Linked DNA regions of Homo sapiens: region 2 is linked to region 1. A link is a loop called in an ENCODE intact Hi-C map of the cell type or tissue named here. Cell type or tissue: B cell. All regions are shown on one strand.

Region 1 (8,000 bases):
TGACACATCTAGACCCTTCCAATCGATCAACCCTTTTCACTAGAAAGGTTTGGGGGATAATTCTAATGTGTATTCACTTGAGAAATGTTTCAGGCCAGGTGCAGTGGCTCACGCCTGTAATCCTAGCACTTTGGGAGGCCAAGGCTGGTGGATCACGAGGTCAGGAGTCCAAGACCAGCCTGGCCAAGATGGTGAAACCCCGTCTCTACTAAAAATACAAAAACTAGCCGGGCGTGGTGGCAGGTGCCTGTAATGCCAGCTACTCGGGAGGCTGAGGCAGAGAATTGCTTGAACCCAGGAGGCGGAGGTTGCAGTGAGCCGACATCGTGCCACTGCACTCCAGCCTGGGTGACAGAGCAAGACTCCGTCTCAGAAAAAAAAAAGAAAGAAAGAAATGTTTCAGAAAAAGCTAGTTTCTTACTCTTTGACACAGACATGTCCGTTTAGACTTTATCTTCTGAGCTGGCGGCTAAAGTTATTTTAGACTCTACAGTTAAATTGACCCAGAAATAATTCCTCCTTTGAAAGTTCCTTTGCAATGTTATTCACTCTGACTCTAACTTCAGGTTACATTGTGCTGTTCTTTGCTCTTTAATCTCACTCTGGCCTTTCACCAAAAGCAGTAAAATCCGACTTCTGTATTAAATGGTACTTGTATATAATATTATTTGGGTAAACCAGATGTCTAATAATTGCAATATATTTTCATATGATTGTTTGAAGAGTTTCATGGAAAAAGTGCAAGCCCCTCAAACTTCCCGAACTGTGTGAGCTGTTTACTGTTGAGAACTTTCCAGAGGAAAGTTGGAGGGAGCAGAAAGCTGAGGAGAAGGAGCTGGACTTTGGGCTTTGTTTGCCTGTACTCTCTCCACTGTTACCTTCAACCTACATTTCAGCTCCAGTCCATAGGAGTCATTTGCAACCATCTGTTTTCATCTCTTTGCTCCCAGGAGTGCGGAAAAAGGCAAGAGCAGGGAGGAGCTGAAGTTTTGCAGAGGTTAGGGAGAAGGTTGGCTTGACCTAAGTGGAGAGAGAGGAGGGCGGGTTTTTTTTGTTTTGTTTTGTTTTGTTTTTTTGTTTTTTTGAGACGGAGTTTTGCTTTTGTCGACCAGGCTGGAGTGCAATGGCATGATCTTGGCCCACTGCAACCTCTGCCTCCTGGGTTCAAGTGATTCTCCTGCCTCAGCCTCCTGAGTGGCTGGGATTACAGGTGCCCACCACCGCACCCAGCTAATTTTTGTATTTTTAGTAGAGACAGGGTTTCACCATGTTGGCCAGGCTAGTCTCAAACTCCTGGCCTCAAGGGATCCACCCGCCTCGGCCTCCCAAAGTGCTCGGATGACAGGCATGAGCCACCGTGCCCGGCTGAGAGCTGGGATTTGAACCACTGTCAGTTCCTGAACAGAGATTTAAGAGATTGATGAGCACTAGATGAAATCTTAATCCTCCGTCATTGCTGGTGCTTATGTAGACGTGGGAGAATAGGAGGATAACAGTATCCAAACAGGCTGATAGTATTTCAGGAGCTTCCATGGGTTGCTTGAGTCCTCAGGGCTAGGCATGGTGCTAACAGCTTTATGTGCATGCGGCACCTGCCGGCTGCCCTGCTTCTCTATCCTATGTGCGATGGGAATTCATTCTTTTACCTGGCCTGGGCTCTTCCATTTTGCTTTTCAAAAACCCACATTTACAATAGACTCTCATTTTTACAGTAAAGCGTACCATAGAATCACTTTACATTGCAAGTTCTCCCTCCTCCTATAGTGCAATTAATCTACTCTATTCAATTGGCAGAAAGTCTGTTTACAAAGAGCTCTGTGAGAGGACACTTGTCTTCAAAGCACGGAAACAGAAATAACAGAAAGACTCAGCTTCATTGATGGCCCACTTACCGCAGGCAATATTTAATGCAATATAATTAATTGTACTTCTAGAAAAGACTGGACTGAGGGCCTAGGAGCTTTTTATAACCGATTGAAAGACACCAGAGACTCTACCCCTAATGTCCAGCCAGAACCCGCCCCTAGCCCACAATACAGCCAGGCGCACTTTTTTTTTTTAAGCTATCCATTTAAAAAAAAAGATTTTCCAAGGCGAGCACATTATTTCCTTTGTTAGTTTGGATCAGAGTCTGATATCCCTAACAAGTCAAAGTTGTTCTTTTTAGCCCTTCCGACAATTTGAGTCTGTTCCTTTGAAGTTGTGCTCTCGGTGGAGATGGAAAAGAGACTCACCTTTCAGCGTATGGAAACTCTGTTCCATTCCTGTGAACTGTTAATGCGCACATTTAAATCATTGCTACTTTCTTCTCTGGTGTTAGTTTCTGACCTCTTGGTTATTTTCTGTTTTCCATTGGACTTTTCGGTTGCTCCCTGTTTCTTTTTAAAAGTAGCACCTCAGTCTGTTCACACTAGAAAATGTTTGGCTTATTTTGCATGTCCCTTTTCTCAAAGGATAAAGGGAACAACCGTTCCTACGAATTGCTGACATCTCTGTGGAGGCCAGCTGCTAAGTGAAGGAAAGCGTGGCCGTGACTTGCAGGAGATCAGAGGCCCCCAGGCTCCTTCAGGCCAACCGACATCCAGATGAGGGCTTCTTGCTTCTTTTAGATCCATGCTCTGAACCCAGATGATGGTCTTGGATGGCTGCTGTAGTCAGGACTCTAGCCAACCTAACCCATGTGCCTTATGTTAACTTACAGTATTAAGCAAACATTTGCTTGTTAATCTACAATCTTTTTTTTGTTGTTGAGATGGAGTCTCACTCTGTCACCCAGGCTGGAGTGCAGTGGCATCATCTCGGCCCACTGCAGCCTCTGCTTTGTGGGTTCAACCAATTCTCCTGCCTCAGCCCCCTGAGTGGCTGGGACTACAGGCACCTGCCACCATGCCCGACTAATTTTTGCATTTTTAGTAGAGACGGGGTTTCACCATGTTGGCCAGGCTGATCTCAAACTCCTGACCTCAAGTGGTCTGCCTGCCTCAGCCTCCCAAAGTGCCAGGATTACAGGTATAAGCCACTGTGCTTGGCCTAATCTGCAATCATTATTCCAAGTTCTTGCCACTACCCTTAAGCAGGTTCTATGTGAGTGGTCCTCCTGATCTGCAGTGGACTGCTGCTTTAACTTGGCTGAATAACAACTATTATACCACACCCTTGTGTCCTGCAATGCAGTTTAGACACATGAGAAAATAGTACGAACCTCAGCCCAGTTCAGTGGCTCATGCCTGTAGTCTCAACACTTTGGGAGACCAAGGTGGGAGGATCACTTGAGCCCAGGAGTTCGAGACCAGCCTGGCCAACATAATGAGACTCTATCTCTACTAAAAAAATAAAAAAAATAAAAAAATAATTGACCAGGCATGGTGGTGCATACCTGTGGTCCTAGCTACTCGGGAGGGAGGATAGGAGGTCCAGGCTGCAGTGAGCTGTGATCATGTCACTGCACTCCAGCCTGGGTGACAGAGCAAGACTCTGTCTCAAAAAGAAAAAAGAAAAAAAGCCGGGCATGGTGGCTCATGCTTGTAATCCCAGCACTTTGGGAGGCCAAGACAGGTGGGATCACCTGAGATCAGGAGTTCAAGACCAGCCTGGCCAACATGGTGAGACCCTGTCTCTACTAAAAATACAAAAATTAGCTGGGCATAGTGGTGGATGGCTGTAATCCCAGCTACTTGGGAGGCTGAGGCAGGAAGATTGCTTGAATCCGGGAGGCGGAGGTTGCGGTGAGCTGAGATTGCGCCATTGCACTCCAGCCTTGGTGACAGAGCGAGACTCCGTCACACACACACACACACACACACACACACACACACACACACACACACAAAAGAGGATATAGAACCAGCCCTGTAGATTTTGTGCCAGCTCTCAGGGGACTTCCTGCACCACTTGGACTATCATTCTTCCAGATCAGGTGTCCCCAGGGATCGTCTGCAGTGGTTACAAACAACACTTCACAAAATGTTAATAGCCACGAATCTATTTTAATGTGTATTAGAAAAAAATATGGCTGGGCATGGTGGCTCATACCTGTAATCTCAGCACTTTGGGAGGGCGAAGTGGGCAGATCACTTGAGCCCAGGAGTTCAAGACCAGCCTAGGTGACATGGCAAAATTCTGGCTCTACAAAAACACAAAAATTAGCCAGGTGTAGTGGCATACGCCTGTAGTCCCAGCTACTTGGGAGGCTGAGGTGGGAGGATGGCTTGAGCCTGGGGGGCAGAGGTTGCCATGAGCTGAGATAGTGCCACTGCACTCCAGCTTGGGCAACAGAGTGACACCCTGTCTCAAAAAGAAAAATTATAACATGCACATAAAACCTGAGACATGCATTTCTTTTCAAAAGTCATCAAAGTTAAAAAGTGAGTCCTATTTAGAGACTATTAACCAAGTAACTCTAGGAGGCAGTGTGTGACTACGGAGAACACCCTGAAGGCCTAAAACCCCTTATGGGGAGGCTCTGAAGGCCACCCCAAGCCCTTTCATTTTTCACTCCTCCATCTTCATTACTCCTTCTCTCTCCAAGTTCTTCATCTTCTGGGCCTGTTTCTCCTTCCCTTCCTCCCTCTAAGCTTCTCTGGTGGTGCCCTGGGTTTTAACAGGGAGAAGGAAAGAGGCTCACATTTAGTGATCATGAATTACTTGCTAGAAGGTCACAGATGTAAGGCAGATACTGTCTACTAGTGGGGCTTTGGGTGATTTCTCTGGAGTACTTTTTGAATTTGCATGTGTGAGTCACCTGAAGATCTGGTTAAAGTGCAGATTCTAGCCCAGATGGTCTGGAGTGGGGCTGAGATGTTTTCATTTCTAGCAATCTCCAAATGATGCTGCGGTGGTTGGTTCGTGGGCCACACTTGGAGTCACAAAGGTTGATCATGGAGCTCTATTTCTTTTTTCCTTTTTTCCTTTTTTTTTTTTTTTTTTTTTGAGATGCACTCTTGCTCTGTCGCCCAGGCTAGAGTGCAGTGGCGCAATCTCAGCTCACTGCAACCTCCCCGCCTCCCGAGTTCAAGAGATTCTCCTGTCTCAGCCTCCTGAGTAGCTGGGACTACAGGCGCATGCCACCACGCTCAGCTAATTTTTTGTAATTTTAGTAGAGGCGGGGTTTCACCATATTGGTCAGGCTGGTCTCGAACTCCTGACCTCAGGTGATCCACCCACGTCGGCCTCCCAAAGTGCTGAGATTACAGGCGTGAGGCACTGCGCTAGGCCATGGAGCTCTATTTCTTTAGAGAACTAAGAACAGAGAAATACATATTTTAGGAAGAGGATGAGTTCTGAAACCACCTCTATCATCTGCAGTGAAGCCAATTATTAAGAACACTTAAGAGTCTAGCATGTTTTGCTCTCTGGAAGAAATATAAGATGGTTCCTTTATACTGACCAAGGCAGTTTGTAATGAAAACTGTTGGCTCAACTTGTTGCTAGGGTACCGCTGGGGAACTGGCACACAGAAAATCTGTAACCTAATGTGATTGTGTGGGAACTAATGAGCTCTGAACATGACAGGCAGGGAGGGTTCTGCTTCCCTCCTTTGCTCAGGTGATGGGCTAACACCCATGTCCAATTAGGCAAACCTGGCATGTGTAGCCATTCGGGGCTGCTGCAGAGCTGTTTCTCTGGGTAGAGAAAATTGGATTGTTGAATTGTTCCAAATATATTGGTATGCTCCCGTCTCCCATCCATTTGGTTATGATAACCAGACCTGCAGACACGTTCTGAGGGTTAGAATAGCTCCAGCATTTAGAAAACAAGCCAGCCAAATACAAAAGGACCCAGATTGAGGTTATATGAAAATTGATGGACGTGATTCAGGACCTTGCTATTTTAAATGAAATGACCTTCACCTGAAGAGATCAGAGGGCGACGCTATTAAGAGGTGTTGCACTTTTACAGTATTCTTTCTGTTAGGGCAGAAAAACTTATGGAAGGAAAAAGGCAAAGTGAATCACCTTTTCTTAAGATTCAGCTGGAACCAGACACTTAGCAAAAGTGATGCTCTGCAGCTGACACAAGTAGCCACATGATTGTGGAATGATAGTGCTCCAAAATGTTCTTGGGGGCTGGATGTGGGGGCTCACACCTGTAATCCCAGCACTTTGGGAGGCCAAGGCAGGCACATCACTCGAGGTCAGGAGTTCGAGACCAGCCTGGCCAACATGGGGAAACTCCGTCTCTACTAAAAATACAAAAATTAGTCAGGTGTGGTGGCAGGTGCCTGTAATGCCAACTACTCGGGAGGCTGAGGCAGGAGGATTGCTTGAACCTGGGAGGCGGAGGTTGCAGTGAGCCGAGATTGCACCACTGCACTCCAGCCTGGGTGACAGAGGGAGGCTCTGTCTCAAAAAAACAAACAAACAAAAAAATTATTGGGTATTACTGAGCATGATGGTGTTTAATTTTGGGAGGGGATGGGGGTAGTTATTCCGGACTCCCTTCCCCTCGAATACACACATGCATAATCTTCCATATAATTTCCAGGGATTAATGGATTCCCTGGGAGATCCAGGGATTTCAGGTTAGAAACCTCTGATGTAATACATTTCCTCCTTTTCAGAGATGAGAAAATCAAGGCCCAGAAAGAAGGTGACTGACTATTGGTCTCAGCAACACTGACAGTGAACAAATCAAACAAGAAGGCAGGCACGGTGGCTGATGCCTGTAATCCTGTCATTTTGGGAGATGGAGGCGGGTGGATCACTTAAGCCCAGGAGTTCAAGACAAGCCTGGGGAACATGGCAAAGCCCTGTCTCTACAAAAAATACAAAAACTAGCCAGGTGTGGTGGCACGCATCTGTAGTCCCAGCTACTGGGAAGGCTGAGAGGTGGGAGGATCACTTGAGCCCTGGAGGTTGAGGCTGCAGTGAGCCATGATTGCACCACTGCCCTCCAGCCTGGGCGACAGAGTGAGACCTTGTCTCAAAAATATTTTAAAAATTAAACAAACAAGAGGGCTTAAGTGTCACAACCATCAATGGGGAAAGTGTCCGTGCATAATTTATTTCTGGAAGCCCTGAGAAGAACAAGCATCAACAGCTTTCTGAGAGACTTATAACTTTTAGCTGAGGGAATCTCAATATTTAACCAAATAACACTTGAAGAAAAGCAGAAATCATCGAGACAGCAGCTCCTGGGAACTAGGTTTTATGATGTGTTCTAAAGACATAAGCGAGAAGCCTGCTGTCACTTGTTAGCTGTGTGCTGAAGTGCAGTTTGGGGTGTCTTTAGGGCAGGTAATAAATTCCTTTCAGAGATTGAAATCACATACCAACGTGAATCTTCCACATCCCTGAAAACTACTTAGGCAAGATGCCTCACATGACACGGAACTCTCGATTTGGCAACACATGTTGGGGTTCAGCCCCCCACAATCCTGGCACAGTGTGGGTGCTCGCTAAATATTTATTTGGATAAAATGGGCTTTCCTTAACTTTACAGTTTTCTGGGGATAGAAGACTCAGGAAACATGAGAGAGCAGTATAAAATGTGTAAGTACACAGTGGAAGGCTGGGGTTCCTAGTGAGGATTTTAGAATCTCACAAACGAAAGCAGCCAGACACAAAAAAATACGTGCAATATGATTCCATGTACATGAAGAACAAATGTGGATCAAATTAACTTATGCCATTAGAAGCGAGAATATTGGTTACCTTTGGGGACCAGGGTTGGGGGTGAGTGTCTGGGAAAGAGAACTTCTAGGGTGCTATTAACCCTAGCCCTATTCTATTTCTTAATCGGGGGGCTGGGTGCCTCTATGGATTCACTTTGTGATAATTTATCAAATGGTTCTGTATGTGTGCTCTATTTTAATAAAAACATTTATTTAAAAATACACACACAATGAAAGATGTAGGCCAGTCCTTCCCAACCTTGAACGTGGGTACAGGTCACTTGGGATCTTACTAAAATGCAAAATTCAGGCCAGGTGCAATGGCTCATGCCTGTAAATCCAGCACTTTGGGGGGCTGAGGCAGGAGGGTCACTTGAGCCCAGGAGTT
Region 2 (8,000 bases), 250 kb after region 1:
GATTTGCATTGTCTCATGTGAAAGGAGCAGCTCTAGTCACTTTGAAGTTCTTGGATTTTCCCAGTGGAGGGGCTGATTCTGTGCAGTCTCCTTTCCATTTCGTTCCCCTTTTAGCCAAGGGCATTTGTTAGCAGCCGTCATCTAGAGTGAGGGATGTAATAGCTGTGTTCTGTGTGGATGATGGAATCACAGCTTGTGAAGCCCCTTTCTCACCAGTGGACTGGCCACTGGGGAGGTGGTGTCGTGTGAGACCTTCCTGAACTGGTGGTTTTTTCCCTCTCTGTCAACAGATTTGCCAACATTACAACAAAGGAGATGGACCCCACGGCTCTTGTGCCTTTCAAAAGCAGTGCATCAAGCTCCATATCTGCCAGTATTTTTTACAGGGGGAATGCAAGTTTGGCACTAGCTGTAAGAGATCCCATGATTTCTCTAATTCTGAGAATCTGGAAAAATTGGAGAAGTTGGGTATGAGCTCAGACCTGGTGAGCAGGCTGCCTACCATTTATAGAAATGCACATGACATCAAGAATAAGAGCTCTGCCCCCAGCAGAGTGCCTCCTCTTTTTGTCCCACAGGGGACTTCTGGTAAGGCTGGTGGGGAGTGGTAAGGCTGGTGGGGAGCACGGGAGGTCCTGGGCTGGGGGTTCCCGGATTCCAGCTAGCCATTACATGGAATGTGTGACTTTGGGCAAGTCTGGTGCTGCTTTTAGTAAAATGGAGTTGATGATGCTTTCCTAACAAGGCAGGGAGTGCGGGGGTGAGGATAAGTTGAAATCATAGACTTGATCAAGCATGCCATCCTAGACAAATGTGAATTGGTATTGATGGTGAGTGAATTCTGGATGGGCCTAGTCTGCACTGAAATGGGAGACTTGGCTCCTCCCCCTGTGCAGTCACCCCTATCTTCACCCCCACGAGAGCATGCTCTTCAGGGAGGAACCCAAAGTTAGGAATGCTGTGCTGCACAGCTCTGGGGAGCATTCCTTGTGTTGTATTCTGATTTTACAAAATGAGTGAAAGAAGCATACCTTAATTATGGCATTGGCTGTATTCCTGACATCAATAAGTAGAGTTTTTGAGCCATTGTAAATTTGCTTTGTTCCCTGCTCATCTCCAGCACCTAGACAGTGCCTGGCCCACAGTAGGTACTCTGACATTTGTTGAATGAATGAGTGTGCTAGGATACTTATTTTTTAAAAAAGACTGTCAGGTTTAGTGACAGGCAGATTTTGAACAGAGATTTTTATTTAATAAGCATTTCTTGAGTACCTCTTGTGGGGCAGATGAATAATGTGGTCTGTCAGGGAGATGATGATACACTGGCATTCATTGGATTTCACAGTATCAGCCATTGGCTGGCCATTCTGTTACCCACTCTTTCATTCAGCACCTTTGTGTGCTTGCCACATGCTGGGCGCTGTCTTGGGTGCTGGTTATTCCTTGGCGAAGCTGAGACATGCCTCCCCTCAGAGCAGAATCAAACCCTCTCAGCTGTAGTGGTGGCTACAATTTTAATAGAGCACTTCCTAGAATGTCAGTTGCATGCCAGGACTACCTGCAAACAAAAGCACCACTCTAATTGTACCTGACTTTTATATTTAAAAGTTGTCTTTTGAATTTGTTTTTTCTTTACATTGTCTTCAATTATGTTTTGTTGATTTCTTTCAGTTGTAGGAATCCTAGAAGTAGACAGGTTTTGTATTAAATAGATCTTTAGGAGTATCTTACAGCCTTGAATACAGTTGGATTATAGCCTTGTCAGAAAGGGAGGAGGGATCCACTGCCAGTGATGTCAGCTGCAAGAGCAGTCACCATCGTCGGGAGAGAGGGAGATGACCTTCGGGGTCCCATAGACCTAGATTTTGAGTGAAGTATCTCAGGGGCTTATAAAAAGAAAAGGGAAGATGAATAACGACAGGTGACACTAAATAGGGATTGCAAATTAATTTTATGTGCTCATTGGGGTTAGCTGGGTGAGGGTAAATGTCATAGGTAAAGACTCATTGGCATGGTGCTAGTAAAGGTAAAATAGAAAGGATTTATGTGCCCTTTTTATATTAAGATCCTGATAATTAACCTAAAATTAATTAAAGGGGCTTCATTTTGAAATGTGGACTTTCTTTTTATTACTCTTGTCTTGGTATTAGTACCCAATTCTGATAGTTCATTAATGAATGTTTGCTATATAGCTTCAAATCTAGTTTATAAAATTAGCCCTCTGTTTGCCCTCAGGGGTCATCACAACCTTAGGCATAGAAGGAATTGTAAGATGCCTCAACATGTAAGACAATGGTTCTCCCCTTATTACAAAAGTGTCCCAAGTCCCACCCCTGGAGGTTCTGATTCAGTCAGTCTGGAGTGAAGTCAGTCTAGGGCAGAATCAGGCACTTGTGTTTTTAAATGGGTCTCCTAGTGAATTGAATGGACAGCGAGAGTTGAGAAAGGAGTCCCCTTCATGGAGTCCTGGATCTGGCAAGCAGCCATGTGGCGTCAGGCTGCCAGCCTGTCACTAAAAAGTAGAGGATCCACCTGTGTAGGAGCACTTTCACCCCAAACACGATAGGGCTTTGTGAGCTTGCGTTGCCCACTTTTGTGCAGAGAACTGAATGAATCCTCTTTAACTCTCTTTTATACCCCATATCAGAAGCTGACATATCTTTGTGGTGTTTCTTTGCAGAAAGAAAAGACAGTTCAGGTTCTGTGTCCCCAAACACTCTTAGCCAGGAGGAGGGTGATCAGATCTGTTTGTACCATATCCGGAAAAGTTGTAGCTTTCAAGGTAAGTTGGAAGAGGCTCCTTCATTCCACTTGTGGGAGGGGTAACTGCTTGTCATTCCCAGAGCTGTGCTCTGAAGTCACCCCCTACCAAACCTCTACCCCATCCGGAGAGGATCAGGGCTTGGCACTTTGGCCAAACCAATTCTGAAGGTATTTTGTTGGGGAGTTGAAGATGGTAGCAATTCTTTGAGTTTTCAGAAATTAAATGTGGATCATTTTTGGGAACATAACTGGTTCATGCACCAAATGAGTGTCAAGTATTGAGCCTTGGTCAGCTTAGCATGAGGTCACAGACCTGCACAGGACAGGGAACTGCTCAGCCTGGTGGGAACAAAGATAAGGGTGATGATAGGCTGAGAGCTCCCTTAGAAACTGGAAAGGACCTCACTGCGAAGGAAACACTTGTGTTAGCTCTTGGAGGATGAGTAGTTGTTTAAATTGGGGTTTTTTTTCTGTATTGATCCAGTGAACAATCCAGTGATCTCTTTTTTATCAGAAGCAGCAATTCTGGTGTGCATGTGCCTGTCTGTATTTTCACTAAACCTTTGTTTTCTTCTTAAATGCTGTCCTGGGCTTTGACTGAAGAAAGGTTTGTTCTCAAATTTGGTGACTCCCCTTGACAACCACCAAACTTCTTGTTTCATTTTCAGTTTTTAAAAATTACCCAAGCAATTAATGAATACTTTCACTCTGTAAAACAGTTCAGTAATACAGAGTGAAGCATGAAGTCCTCCATCGTCTTTGCCCAAAGGTAAACACTTCCCGTGTGGTTGTGATATTTGTTTTATATGTTTTTAAACAGATAGGAGCATGTGATAATGTTATTATTCAATCTGCATCTTAACATTGTATCTTGGAGATTTTTTTTCCATGTCAGTATGTGAAAGTCCACCTCATTTTAAAAACAAGTGTGTAGTAGTTGATTATAATGATGTTCCATTGAGCATTGAAGTACATATATGTGAGTATTTCCATAGATAGATTCTGGGGAATGGAATGATAGGTCAAGGAATATGAGCTATATATATATACACACACATATATATGTGTATTCTGAAAGCAATATTACTGAGCTATAGTTTACACAAGCTAAAGTGTACCATTTTAAATGTATACTGAGTTTTGATAAGTATATATGCTCATGTAACCATCTCTACCATCAAGATATGGAACCCCCTCCAAAAACATTGTTTTATGCTCCTTTATAATTAATCCTCACCCCCTAGTTTGTCACGCCCAGGAAACCCCTGATCTACTTTTTGTCACTATAGATTAGATTTGCCTTTTCTAGAATTTCACATACATGGAATCATACAGTGTATTATCTTGTGCCTGGCTTCTCTCATCAGCATGTTTTTGAGATTCAGTCATGCTGGCATATCAATCATTTGTTTCTTTTTATTGCACAGTAGTATTCCATTGCATGATTGACTGCAATTTGTTTATCCATTCATATGTTGATGAACATTTGGGTTGTTGCCAGTTTTTGGCTTTTACAAATACAACTTCTATAAATATTTATGTATAAGTTTTCATGTGGATATATGTTTCCATTTCTCTTGGGTAAAAGACAGACATAGTTACTGGGTTATGTCATGTGATTGACTTTGTAAGAAACTGCCAAACTGTCTTCCAAAATAGATAATAATATTTTATGTTCCCACCAGCAACGTGTGAGAGTTTCAGTTATTGTATATTCTTGCTAACACTTGGCATTGTCTTTTAAGTTTTAGCCATTCTAATCAGTGAGTGATGATGTCTCGTGGTTTTAATTTGCATTTCCCTGATGATTAATGATGTTTAACTTTTATTTACATGTACTTTTGGGGCATCTGTATATTTTCTGTGAAGTATCTACTCAAATCTTTTGCCTATTTTTTATATAACAGCTTTACACACACACACACACACACACACACACACACACACAAAAGGGGTCTTCAGAAAGTTTGTGGAAAATGCATATTATGAAAAAATTATGCATGGAGTTCAAAAGTTTTGCACCAAAATAAATTCATACTAACTTGTAATAACATATCTGAAGAGGATCTAGTTTGAGGCACTAAGAAGGATAAGACATCAATTTGGAAAGAGCCCCTATCAAAGCAACATGAATTTTGCTGCAGTTGAAGCAAGAACAAATATCAAATTAATGGTGACTCTTGGGTGGCAGAATGACAAAATCATTGATGCTTTACAAAAAAGTTTATGAGGACAATGTCCCAAAGAAATCAGTTTATAAATGAGTAAGTCATTTTAAGAAGGGATGAGAGAATGTTAAAGATGGAGCTATGCACATCAATTTGTGAGAAAAAAAATTAATGTTGTTTGTTCCTTAATTGAAGACCAGTGATTAACAGCACAAACAGTAACTGACACCAGACATCTTGATTAGTTCAGTTTATACAGTCTGCCAGAAAAATTAAAAATTAAATTTGAGCAAACTTTCCACTCTATGAGTGCCAAAACCATTCTGCCTGGATCAGCTGCAGACAAGAGCAGAACTTTGAATGGAAATTTTAAACAAGTGGTATCAAGATCCTGAAGCATTTCTCTGAAGAGTTGTAACAGGAGATGGAACATGGCTTTACCAGTAGGATCCTGGAGACAAAGCAATGGCTCCTAAAAGGGGGAAGTGGCCCAGTCACAGCAGAAGTGATCAGGAGCAGAAGTCACAGCAACAGTTTTTTGAGATGCTGAAGACATTTTACTTGTTGGCTTTCTAGAGGGCCAAAGAGCAATAACATCTGCTTATGATGAGAGTGTCTTGAGAAAGCCAAAACTTTAGCAAAAAAATGCCCAGAAAGCTTCACCAGAGGGTCCTTCTCCACCACCACAAGGCTGCTGCTCATTCCTCATCAATCAAGGGCAATTTTGCAAGAGTTTCAATGGGAAATCTGTAGGCATTCACTTTACAGTCCTGATTTGGCTCTTTCTGACTTCTTTTTGTTTTCTAATCTTAAAAATCTTTAGGTCGGTCATGGTGGCTCATGCCTGTAATCTCAGCACTTTGAGAGGCCGAGGCAGGTGGATCACTTGAGGTCAGGAGTTTGAGACCCGCCTGGCCAACATGGTGAAACCCTGTCTCTACTAAAAATACAAAAATTAGCTGGGTGTGGTGGCACATACCTGTAATCACAGCTACTTGGGAGGATGAGGCAGGAAAGTCACTTGAACCCGGGAGGTGGAGGTTGCGGTGAGCCGAGACCGTGCCACTGCACTCCAGCCTGGGCGACAGAGTGAAACTCTGTCTAAAAAAAAAAAAGAAAAAAAATCTTTAAAGGGCACCCATTTTTCTTCAGTTAATAATGTAGAAAAAAGACTGGATTGACATGGTTAAATTCCTAGGACCCTTGGTTCTTTATGGGTGGACTAAATGGCTGGTATCGTCTTTTACAAAAGTGTCCTGAACTTGATGGAGCTTATATTGAGAAATAAAGTTTATATTTTTTATCTTTTAATTCCGTTTTCCATGAACTTTTTGAAGTCCACTTACATATGTAATATTAACACAGAATTGGGCAGCCATCATCATAGGCAATATGAAAACATTTTCAACACCCCCAAAGTAACCCCGTCTTCATTAGCAGTCTTCCCTCCCCCCAGCTCCTGATGACTACAGATGAAGGTTCCATCTCTATAGATTTGCTTGAATATTTCATATAAATGGAATCATACAGTATTGGTCTTTAGTGACAGTTATACCCATTTTTATTGGGTTATTTGATCTCTTATTGAGTTGTGTTTTGTATATGATTTATACTGAAGATATATCCTTCCAGTCTTTCATGTTTATTTCCTTTATAGTGTACAGGTATTTTAATAGTGGTGTCCAGATAATATTTTTTTTCTTTTATGGTTTGTGTTTTTTGTATCCTAAAAATATTTGCCTATTCTAAGCCTACAGAATGTTTTCTCTTATGGTGTTTTCCTAGAAGTTTCAGGGGCTAGGCTTTTAGGTTGAAGTCTAGCTGTGAATACTTGTTCTCTTAACTCTGATCATTCTGTCCTTAGGTATCGCTGTTTCTGTGTGAGTTGCTGCCTCTCTTTGAATTGTTTTCCTTCATGTGTTGAGCGACTCTTGGTTGTCTGTCACGTTGGTGCTTGAGAATCCCGTATACCTGTTGGTTGATTTCCATGGGGCTGATTTGGATTCCAGGCCCTCATTCTAGTGATGGTGGGGAAGAGGCAGAAGGTCCTGCTTGGTGAGGTGGGAGGCTGGCATGTAGCCTAGGACTGGGACGGGGGCTTTGGTGGCCGTCTCATTTGCTTTTCTCTTGCTCTAACCCTTATATTCACACTTAGTTTAACTAGGAAGTGCACAGCAAGCTTCCTTCACACAAGCAAGTTAGGGGAAGGGAGTGCCTCTGCCAGGGGCTCCCATTGTTCTCATTGGGATTGGCCTGGGTATCGTTCTTGCTCCTGGCTTCATCTGACTCTGAATCTGTGATGACCCCAGATCTTTTCTACTTCTGTGGTATGTTCTGCACATTTTGTCTGCATTTTTCTCTCTTCTTTTTATATCTATTTGATTCTCATTGCTCCATAGTTTTAGCAATTCTTGAATAATTCTGGTCTTTTGATGGTATTTTTTATTGTTTTCCAGTGCTTTTGGATTTATTATTCTCTCTGGCCTGTTATTTCAAGGACTATAGGGAGGAAGGGCTGGGGTGGATGTGGTGTTTTGTCTGCCAAATTGATTTGATTTCTATGACTCACGTCCTAGAAAGCCCCTGGAATGCCAACGTGAGGTAGGGAACATTAGAAGGCGGGAAAAGAAGTTGAGAAAGGGGACAGGAAGACCAGGACAAGGGAAAGGACCTTATGTCTCTACCGCTGTGCTGGGACTAGGCTCTCACCAGCTGCTGTGGCTGCAGTGGCTTACCTGGTGCCTCCTGTCCTGGGCACCTTCCAGCTGTGAACAGTGTGGTCTATAGCTCAGCTTTGTTTCAGAACGGAAGCCTCAGGCCTGCTGTTTGATTATAGTGCATTCCCCTGGCCCCCATGTCCTTCCTGAGGAAGCATCAGCCTGGAGGGCCCTAAGGAGTGCACCTTCCCCAGGATGTGCCTGTTTGCAGGGAGATCCTGTCTCAGGCTGTCCATAGTACACCTGTGCCTGGGGTTTGTAGGTATAGCATTTGACTACTGGGATGCCCTGGGGTGGCCTTCTGCTCTCATCCCTGATCATTTCCTCTAATGCCTTTCAGGGAGGGAACAGG

The links. A loop is a pair of places that touch in the nucleus more often than their neighbours do. Peaks named below come from ENCODE experiments on the same cell type or tissue, not always from the same donor. Only the 100,000 strongest peaks of a DNase experiment are listed, where the experiment ranks them.
Region 2: it touches region 1 in a loop (14-fold over the local background); 7 of 110 quality-filtered maps call a loop at or near these places.

The regions. Positions count from the first base shown.
Region 1 is chr7:140,301,117-140,309,116 of GRCh38, reverse strand. It overlaps LOC124901758 (a long non-coding RNA gene), which reads left to right. Exons shown (of 2, transcript XR_007060560.1): 2 at 6,560-7,834. Among named protein-coding and RNA genes, the nearest start is that of SLC37A3, 93 kb to the left of the region's middle. In B cell, a CTCF peak has its summit at 4,410; a DNase peak (open chromatin) is centred at 4,536; H3K27ac peaks cover 590 bases; H3K27me3 peaks cover 295 bases.
Region 2 is chr7:140,049,444-140,057,443 of GRCh38, reverse strand. PARP12 (poly(ADP-ribose) polymerase family member 12) reads left to right here. Exons shown (of 12, transcript NM_022750.4): 3 at 291-588; 4 at 2,681-2,782. Among named protein-coding and RNA genes, the nearest start is that of PARP12, 9.5 kb to the left of the region's middle. RefSeq lists a silencer at 5,489-5,689. In B cell, no CTCF peak of the experiment used is centred here; a DNase peak (open chromatin) is centred at 3,423; H3K4me3 peaks cover 780 bases; H3K27ac peaks cover 5,284 bases.